3 separate regions of the Homo sapiens genome follow, and all the other regions are linked to region 2. The links are chromatin contacts, found by Hi-C or POLR2A ChIA-PET in ENCODE. All regions are on one chromosome and are shown on one strand. Each heading gives the region's core, a stretch centred on a gene start or an enhancer-like site at or near the end of the contact. The rest is flanking DNA. Distances are from core to core; before and after follow the strand shown.

Region 1 (3,418 bases), core at 867-3,366, 34 kb before region 2:
CTTTTTCTATATTCAGTCTAATGCGCAAAATGATGGTCACCACCAGCCCAAGGACAGTCATATGCATATTTAGGGTTGCATTTTGTTACAAGTTTTTAAACTATGCAAGTTTACAAGCAAATTAATAAAAATGATCTTTTTTTTTTTATAGAAGTACATGTAAGTAACACATGCTTTACATATTAGATATTTAATAAGTAGCTTATGAATTTATCTAGAGCCTGCTGAGAGGACAAAAGGTTTTGTTTTTTAATTTTATTTATTTATTTATTGAGACGGAATCTCACTCTGTCTCCCAGGCTGGAGTGCAGTGGCACGATCTCGGCTCACTGCAACCTCCGCCTCCCGGGTTCAAGCAATTCTCCTGCCTCAGCCTCCTGAGTAGCTGGGATTACAGGCACACGCCACCACACCCAGCTAATTTTTGTATTTTCAGTAGAGATGGGGTTTCACCACGTTGGCTCCTGACCTCATGATCCACCCACCTCAGCCTCCCAAAGTGCTGGAATTACAGGAGTGAGCCACTGCGCCCAGCTGGTTTTGTTTTTTTAAAAACAGTGCACTACAATCAGTGTGGCATTGTAGAGTGAATGTATTTTTTTCTGCAATAATATAAGGATGACTAGTGAAAAGTATTCTCTAAATACGTTTGAAAATGGCCCATTTGAAAATGGACTGGCCCACCTGCCGAGTGTCAAATGAGATTGCTAAATTGCAGAGCAACGTTTTAATTCAGGGCTTCAAAAAAGGGAGTAATTTAAAAATGTACATTTATGATAACAGGTTGAAAATTGACGCAAAACACTTTCTTTAGGTTAAAAATAGATCTTTTTTGGGCTGGGCATGGTGGTTCATGCCTATAATCCCAGCACTTTGGGAGGCTGAAGTGGGAAGATCACTTGAGCCCAGGAATTTGAGACCGGCCTGGGCAACACAGCGAGACCCAGTCTCTACAAAATAATTTTTTAAAAACTTAGCCAGGCATGGTGGTGCGCATCTGTGGTCCTAGCTACTCAAGAGGCTGTGGTGGGAGAATTGCTTGAGCCCAGGTGGTTGAAGCTGCAGTGAGCCATGATTGCGTCACTGCATTCCAGCCTGGGTGACAGAGTGCCCTGTCTTTAAAAAAAAAAAAGTGCATTTTTGAAGATAAATCAGTGTCGTGTGAAAAATATTTTTTTAAAGACAAATTTTGGCTTTTGCATTTTGTAAAATTCATAAGCTACTTATTAAGTACCTAATTTACAAAATATGTATTACATCACTGATAAAGTACTTAGTAAATAAATAGCTAAATGCTGATAGAGTCTGATTCAGCAAGCCTGAGTGGGGCCCTGGATCTATTTTTTACAAAAGCCTCACAGACAACACAGATCATCTGCCAGTTTGGGGAACCACTGTCCCAGGATCAGGACATATTTCAGATCTCTTTGAAATAAGAAGTAGAAACTGCAGTATACTGAGAACACTTAGAATAGAATCAGAGTATCTCTATACATGAAAAACCTCCGTGTGTGCGTGTGTGTGCACGTGTGTGTGTGCGTGTGTGTGCGCGTGTGTGTGCGTGCACACATGCACAAGACTAAATTAAATAAACCCTACCAGTGGTTTCGGGGTGGGAGAGGTGGTGAGGAAGTTTGCCCACGCTGGCTCTTTTGGTCTGGGGAAGGAAGCTAATGACTTTGCAAATTCCTGTCCCCTAAAAAGACCTGCTACTGGGGGGTGAGGGCGGAACATCATAACCCACATTCTAAATGGCTATTCAATATTCTACAGAGAAACCTCTTGCCAGCTGTCTGCTCAAGCTAAAAGTTTGAATGTTAAAAAAATCAAGTGAAAGACACAAGGTTAGTCCACACTCCACAAACAGTGTCCAACAAGAAGTGGTGGTCAAAAGGAAGAGAAGAGACAGACTCAGATGTGGAAATAAAATTTTCTGTTCCAAAGTCATTGCAAACTTACAGAAAGAATGCTGATGTCTAGCATCTCAAAACTCTTCCCTGGAGCTCTGAGGACTCTGTTGCTGGAAGTTAAGACACCAGTGAGAGCCCCATATTACCCCTACAGGGTTATATCTGTTGACTGTGCAGTTACACCCACCGTGATCATATGTAACTGCCACAGCCACAGAACTCCTGGCAGCAATTCAAATAAAACTCCACGTGAGAGATACCAAAAGGCAACAGAAAGAACCATCAGGAGTCAGGAGGCCTAGTTGTGGTCCAAGTTCCACAAATAACAAGCTATGACCTTGAGCAAGTCACTATACTTCACTGGCCCTCAGTTTCCTTATTTATAAAGTGAAAGTGAGGGACATAAACATCTCTCACCTTTGGAGCTGGACATTTGCCACATTTTGGTGATTCTTCAGGGATATGAAATACACCAAATAACCTCCGAAATTCTATACAGGGATTTGAATTACTAATTCTTTAAAAGACAACATTGCTTTCACACTGGAGTGTGGTGGTGAGCAGAGGATGGAAGTAAATTAAAAGAAGCTCCCTGACAGGTGGGAAGTAGAGGCAGGAATTAGGGAAGCATTACTTCCTTGGGGATATTCACTCTTTATGCTCCAATCACTCTGATCTCCCTAATATAGGCACATTTTTGAAACCTGAAGGCAAAGAGATTTTCTGTTAAAGATTCTCTGAAAGAGTGTTCAGGAAGTTTAATAATTTCCTTGAAAGTCACTCCTTGTATGTCTACTGTACAAGCAGTACAAGCAGTGTGTCCACATCCTCCTGGGTCTCGGCTTCATGGCTGAAAGTCCAAAGAGCCCGTTCAGCATTAGAGCTATACCCTTAGTGGGTCCAAAGACTCACTCTCTTCACCTGCCACTTTCTTGATATGTGTACAATTTTTTCATCTGATTCTTGGCCCTGAGTCCCTTTAGAGGCAACTCACTAGGTGCCATGAGCATTGTGGTTTGTGTTTCTATTCTAAGTTGACTTCGTTCCACTTTTTCAAGTTTCTGGATATTTTTTCAAGCTACGGATCTTCATCCACAGCACAAAATGTCCACTTAAAAAAATAAAGTGGATTTCTCACTCTTTCCCCTGAATGGAAAAAAAATGTCTTAGTTGTCTCTCCAGGTAAACCTGGGGTATCAGCCATGTTCTGATAGCCAGCTTCACCTGACCACCCTTCCCTAATAAGGAACCTCTTTTACAGAATAATTAACCTTCTACACTGCTCTCCAAGCTAATGGGGAACATCTGCTTAGGAGCCCTCCATGGCTGCTTCATCTCCCTCCCCGCAAAACCCACCCGCCTCCTTCAAGAAAGGCCCTAATGATTCTGGTATAGTTACCTTCTCTCCCTACCCCCTTTAACAATCTAGCATCTTCCTTAAAAAACACAATCAGGGAATCCTAACCAGGCAGGCGTGACTCCTAAGCAGATGGCAGGCCTCATAATTA
Region 2 (2,973 bases), core at 255-2,754:
AGGGTATGTTATTTTGCTTTTTAACCCAGTACCATTTAACCAAATGGAAATACCATTCCCATCTATATGACTCAAAAGATAAAGACAGACCACAGTGGAAGATGTTTTAAGAACTGGCCTGAGGAGTTTCTAGAAGAACCTGAAACACGGGATTTCCTGGGAGGACCTCCCCAATCCTCCCTCCTCCTCGCTCCTGGGTCTTGCTTTCTCTCATTTATTTTCTTCATTTCTTCCTTCCCTGTTTCTTTTTGGCTATGAATTTGCTCTTATATGAAAGAAACTGTACTCACACAGAAAGAAAGTGGAAAGCAAGAAACTGTGACAGTCAATCCTACTGCACTGGCTTCAACTCCTATACTTTTACAGCTAAATTCACTTCCCGGACTTGAAAACTTACTGGTGGGAGTTCAATGTCTGCCTTCCCCACTAGACTGTAAGCTCTAGGAGAAAAACACCTATAACTGTTTTGTTCATCATAATTTATGCAGTGCTTTCAACAGTGCCCTCATGACATGGGGCTTAAAATGTGTTTGTGGAATGACAAGTCTATATCAAAGGTTAAATACTAAAATGGTAAATTTTATGTTAAAGCTAAACATAGTGACTGGGCATGGTGGCTCATGCCTGTAATCACAGCACTTTGGGAGGTCAAGGCAGACAAATCATGTGAGCTCAGGAGTTCAAGACCAGCCTGGGCAACACGGCAAAACCCTGTCTGTACTAAAAACTGATTAGTGGGTACCACTTTCCTTTTCGGGCGATGAAAATGTTTTGGAACTAGATAGAGGTAGTGGTTGCACAACATTATGTTTAGTTTTGGTTTCTGGTTTTCTTTTAGAGATGAAGTTTGCTGTTGTCCAGGCTGAGCTTCTGGGCTCAAGTGATCCTCTCACCTCAGCCGCTTGAGTAGCAGGAATCACAGCCACCAGCCACCATGCCCAGCTGCACAACATTGTTAATGTACTAAATGCCACTGAACTGTTCACTTTAAAATGGTTAATTATGTTATGTGAATTTTGCCTCCATTTTAAAAAAAGAACGAAAAGAAAAAGGTGAAATAAACCTGATTTTGCCATTTAACAATAGAGTTCAAAGTAAAGTATATATAAAAAACTATTTTTTTTATGACTTAAGTAACCACCAGAGTACTGATGTTGGGGCCCAGGGTGTAAATCAGGGATTCTCAACCTGGACGCTCATGACTTTGGACTGTATAATTCCCTGTTATGGGGGCCATCCCCATCCCATGCACTACAGGATATTCACCAGCATCCCTGACCTCCATTCGTTTGATGCCTGTAATAGCCCTTTCCTAGGTGTGACAATCAAAAATGTCTCTAGATATTGCCAAGTGTCTCCTGGGGGGCAAAACAGCCACAATTGAGACCTACTGGTCTAAATGGAAAAAGGGCTCTCTAGCAATTATCAAAAATTTCTTCTTTTTCTATCCCTTGTATACCTACCAGTGTGACTCATTGTTTCCTGCCAATCCTACCAGCCACAAATGACCTATCTGTGAACTTCTAGCACCTGGTTATAATGCCCTTTTTCTAACCCCAAGTTCCCCCAAGCCACCCACGAGGGACCTGGACATGCTGCTTTCTGCCTGTGTCACTTGCCAGGCCACAGATTATCCAGGGGCCCTCATCCTATCCCCAGTGTATGGTAACATAGCTCCACTAGCACCTACAAGATAGAAGGATGTCCTTAAGGTATAGGTCAAGGAAAAAGCAAACCTACTGGTTTGACAAGCAGAACAGAGCCTCCCTGTGCCTAGGCCCTCATTCTCTAATCTCAGTCAAGAACAACAAAATTCCAAACCATCACACCACCCCCAAACAGGGTAACAGGTGAAATGAAAGGTTGAAAGCCCCTATCCCTAGAAGATATAAGTGAATTTTCAAGGAATTCAATTATCTCTAACTTTAAGGAACACAATCAATTCACATCGAGTTGCTTTGACATTAATCTTTCAGAAGACCCCACAAGCTTGAGAGGAGAAATGGATTCTAATCCCAATTGAACCTAGCTGTGTAGTTTCGGACAGGCCATTTAATCCTCTGGGCATAGTTTCTCCTTTGCAAGATCTGTGAGTTAGGCTGTTTGAATTCTAAGTTTAATGCATTAATTTAATACCTACTTCCTAAATACCTACTTATTAAAAGCATACAAAAAGATGAGTGAGAACCTAACCATACCCTCAAGGAGTCCAAGTTGGGTCAGGGATGAAGGGAGAACAGCTTAGAAGACTGATAAATAAATCGTTATTGTAAGATGCAGCAAATCCTAAAGAGGTATGTGCCACATGCTTGAGTGTATGAGAGTGCAAACATCAGGAACAACTAATCACATGTAAAAGAAGTGAACAGACATTCCCAGCAGCACGCTGTGCCTGCTCCTGTGAAGGGATAAAGTGAAGAGCTGGAAGCATTAGGAGTATAGAAGAGGCCACATTTAATGGAGATGCCTCTACTATTTTGGTTTGTTAACACCTAGAAAGAATATACAAGGAATAAACCATTTCCAACTCAAAGATTAGGCTTTTTGGCTGACAGAGTCATACCTCCTCCTTTATCTCGAGGCTGCTGAGCAAAGATTCAGGGAAGTGGTCCTTCATCATTCAGCAACCTCTGAGGTGAAGGGCTTCACTAAGAATTAATCATTAGTCTAGTGATAAAAAAGAACCATGAGGCAACCAACCTGACCAGGAGGGCATAAAAGTGAAAGGTAAGCAGGAGCTCCCAGCAATAAAATACAAAAAGCAAATTCAAAACCAGGTCCTGAAGATGCCTCTACAGCGACCATGCAAGGTCTTTTTTGTCACAAAGCCAAGACCCAAAGGAGAAAAAAGAATTCATGTACACATAAAATTAAATATAAGTAGAGATATAAATAAATATATAATATTCAATATACTAATATATAAGTAAAATACATGCAAAATAAAAATGGGTTCCTTTTAATAAGAGGAAG
Region 3 (3,304 bases), core at 754-3,253, 51 kb before region 2:
TGCAGGTAAAAGGAAACTGCACTCCTAACATAAGTCCTATATACACTTTTGGGAATGAAGTCCACTTGTCTGAGATGGAAAGATGACACAAGCCAAAAGAGCTGGAGGATACCAAATGAAGAAAAACCGCATCCAGGCCCATTTTCTGCTCTTCGTTTTCCAATTTTCTGCCCTACAAACTCTTTGTTTCTCTTTTAAAATAAGGTGAAACTCAACAGATGCTGCTTACTTAAAGCAGAAAACAAGCATAAAATAATAGTGTTCTGAAGCTTTTCTAAGGAATCAGACAGATAATTCAGTTAAAGTGGGTTTCATCCAGGAGACGTAAATGAACACTGAACAAGTTGCTGGATCTCTCTGGCCTTCATTTCCTCATGGGCAGAAATTAAGACTAAATTAGGCCAGGCGCGGTGGCTCACGCCTGTAATCCCAGCACTTTGGGAGGCCGAGGCAGGTGGATCACGAGGTCAGGAGATTGAGACCGTCCTAGCTAACATGGTGAAACCCTGTCTCTACTAAAAATACAAAAATTAGCTGGGTGTGGTGGCGCATGCCTGTAATCCCAGCTACTCGGAAGGCTGAGGCAGGAGAATTGCTTGAATCAGGGGGTCGGAGGTTTCAGTGAGCCGAGATCACGCCACTGCACTCCAGCCTGAGTGACAGAGTGAGACTCCATCTCAAAAAAAAAAGAAAAAAGAAAAAAGAAAAGAAAAGAAATTAAGACTAAATGAGTGCTACTATTTAAACTGGGTTCCTCCAAGCCCTAGGATTACAGAAGGTACTTCAGTGGCTGCACGAGGAAAAACTGACCTCCCTCCCTTACAAGGGTAGGGCTCTGTATACTGCTTCCTCCTCACCTTCAAAGTAGCTCTACTTTTAGCTGTGTAATTTTGGAGAAAGGCTAGAAAAAAAAAAAGGAGCAATTCTGCTACAAAGGAGAGAAAAATTTACCCCCCAAATATTCTACAGCTCTAGGTATAAGTATTTTATAAAGACAAAAAGACTACACCACTACAAGTCATGCAAATAGCCCTCACTTACATGCCTACCGAAGGTGTAGATGTGTACAGGCAGCTTTTAGGGAAGGAGCTATGCCCCGCTTCACCTTGAGACATGTAGTATTCCTTTAGAGCCCAACAGGTTAAGTTCGAATCCTGGCTCAGGTAAGCTACAATTTCCCTGAGGCTGTCCTCTTACCTGCCAAGGGCTTTCACTTCATGCTAAAGCCCTTCTTCTGACATGCAGGCTATCTGACCACGTGATTGTATCAACCAGCCCCTAGGTCATAGTCCTTCAATCAGGACTGTGCACCAACTCACAATATCCTCCCCACCCCCACTCCTACCTCAAAGCTTTGGGGATGATCAAATGATAAGCAAAGCACCTAGCACACAGAAGGTGTTCCTGCCTTTCCCTTCCACCCCCACCTCCCTGCAAAAACCACTTTGTATTTGTATGATACATTACTTATCATAAAATTCTAAATCTGGAATATCTTCTCGAGATCAAGAGCACAAACCCAAATGCCTGAAGAGCCAGGGAGATCACATAAAGGAGTGACACAGTCCAGCTTTAACAAAACGTATGGAGGGTGTGTGATGACACAGACTCACTGTCAGGAAGATCACAGGGAGGAGTGGGGCCGGTGGCCCTGAGAAAGTTCATGCCCCTGCTCATGGGGCAGCCATTCCTCAATGCCAGCCAATTGCTGTCACGAAGGAACGTGGGCTAAGAGTTGTCAAGTCTTTTGACTGCTAAAAACAGCTGGATCTTTAGGTGAGAGCTCCTGATTTAAAAATCAGGCAACAAACTTTTAAAAATCTCTTAAACCTTGTGCAGTTTAATGAAAACACATTTCTAAGCTAGGACTGAACCAGACAGCCCTGCTTCCATCTTTACAAGGGCCTGTGAAGTCAGCAGGTCATGTACTACAACCTCCACTTGACCAACTGGGAAACTAAAACACAGTGAAAAGCCTAAGCATCCTCCTTAGTACTGCCACCTAGTGGCCGGACCAGGGCTAGACTGCAAGGGTGCCAACTGGTGTCCCCTCTCAAGCTGCCGTCCCCTCCCTGCAGCAGCAGATCATGCAGGAACACCTCCACTCCCAGGGAAGGGAGAAGAGAAATGGCACAGTGAAAGGCAAGAGGGACTGCCCACAGCTCTGCCTGTCTAGCTGATCAGGTGGGAGAGTGTCCTCTCCATGGTGAGAGCTTGGGTGTACCATTCAGGTGGCAGAGTATCCTCTCCACGGTAAGAACCTGGGTGCACTATTCAGGTGGGAGAGTGTCCTCTCCACAGTTAGAACCTGGGTGCACTATTCAGGTGGCAGAGTGTCCTCTCCACAGTGAGAGCTTGCGTACACTATGCAGGTGGCAGAGTGTCCTCTCCACGGTGAGAGCTTGGGTGGACTATTCAGGTGGCAGAGTGTCCTCTCCACAGTGAGAGTTCGGGTACACTGTTCAGGTGGGAGTGTGTCCTCTCCATGGTGAGAGCTTGGGTGGACTATTCAGGTGGCAGAGTGTCCTCTCCACAGTGAGAACCTGGGTGCACTATTCAAGTGGGAGAGTGTCCTCTCCATGGTGAGAACTTGGGTGCTCTATCCACAGCATCTGTGAGCTCCCACAAGGAATGACCCCCAAGAGGCTGATCAACACCCATCCACAACTTACATTGAAGACAACTTTGCCAAAAGCTTCGGAAGGAACAAAAGTTTTCAAAACTCTAGAACAGATGGCAAGGAGCACAGCAAAGCTTTTTCCAGGAGAAAAGGTCAATGCAAAGCATGTGTCAACACTGATTTCAGTGGGGGCTTGGGGTTTGTTTTTTTAATGTCAATCTCTCCTCACTTGCCTCAATTAAAAATCATCATGTGCCAGCTCCTTCTGGAGAACATGTCAAAGCAGTCCTTTCCCCAAGCAGATAGAACACCCAGATGGGGGATGACTTGAGGTTTTCAACTCCCTCTCTCCCCACTCAAGCTGTGGGCACAAAATCAGAGACTGGCAAACGGTGGTGGTTGTGGAGGTGGTACAGAAACATCAACAGAACCCAATCGAGGCCACAGCCCAGGCTGAACATGGCACACTGGCCTGGCTATTGGTTCTTTCTCTCCAGGACTGTTATGATTGATTGGGGAGGATCTCCAGCTCAGGAGGTTCTTTTTAGGGGTTTGGCAAGAGTCTCCCTCCTCCTCTCAAAAATTAATTTTCCAGGAAAAATACTTGCCTGGAACAAAAGGGAAGAGTTTAAGAAATCAAGTTGGTTCACATATACCAGAGACTTTTTGATTACTGCACCTAGA

Evidence for each region. Hi-C counts contacts between places; a loop is a spot of excess contacts on that map. ChIA-PET counts read pairs that join two places held with the same protein, here RNA polymerase II (POLR2A). Pooled maps may share reads with other maps.
Region 1: a map of CD4-positive, alpha-beta T cell shows a loop between it and region 2 (2.1-fold over the local background). The contact joins two enhancer-like sites. A Hi-C loop is called at or near these places in 7 of 168 maps with a recorded cell type or tissue (CD14-positive monocyte, CD4-positive, alpha-beta T cell, CD8-positive, alpha-beta T cell and 4 more), 4 of 37 single-sample maps with no recorded cell type and 15 of 50 pooled maps. POLR2A ChIA-PET finds 5 or more read pairs at or near these places in 12 of 52 experiments (CD4-positive, alpha-beta memory T cell, CD8-positive, alpha-beta T cell, GM12878 and 9 more).
Region 3: a map of PC-9 shows a loop between it and region 2 (9-fold over the local background). The contact joins two enhancer-like sites. A Hi-C loop is called at or near these places in 8 of 168 maps with a recorded cell type or tissue (CD4-positive, alpha-beta T cell, Calu3, DLD1 and 4 more), 1 of 37 single-sample maps with no recorded cell type and 6 of 50 pooled maps. POLR2A ChIA-PET finds 5 or more read pairs at or near these places in 11 of 52 experiments (A673, CD4-positive, alpha-beta memory T cell, H1 and 8 more).

Annotation. Positions count from the first base shown.
Region 1 is chr2:69,580,860-69,584,277 of GRCh38, forward strand. All of the region lies in intron 2 of AAK1 (AP2 associated kinase 1), which reads right to left. Among named protein-coding and RNA genes, the nearest start is that of AAK1, 61 kb to the right of the region's middle. RefSeq lists a silencer at 1,958-2,252. Within about 2 kb of position 2,117, at least 12 of the 41 ENCODE cell types and tissues checked have a DNase peak (open chromatin) inside an H3K27ac peak, as active enhancers do; they include GM12878, where a contact is called at or near this core.
Region 2 is chr2:69,615,352-69,618,324 of GRCh38, forward strand. The region is part of intron 2 of AAK1 (AP2 associated kinase 1); the gene reads right to left. Among named protein-coding and RNA genes, the nearest start is that of AAK1, 27 kb to the right of the region's middle. Within about 2 kb of position 1,505, at least 3 of the 41 ENCODE cell types and tissues checked have a DNase peak (open chromatin) inside an H3K27ac peak, as active enhancers do; they include GM12878, where a contact is called at or near this core.
Region 3 is chr2:69,563,513-69,566,816 of GRCh38, forward strand. All of the region lies in intron 2 of AAK1 (AP2 associated kinase 1), which reads right to left. Among named protein-coding and RNA genes, the nearest start is that of SNORA36C, 45 kb to the left of the region's middle. Within about 2 kb of position 2,004, at least 5 of the 41 ENCODE cell types and tissues checked have a DNase peak (open chromatin) inside an H3K27ac peak, as active enhancers do.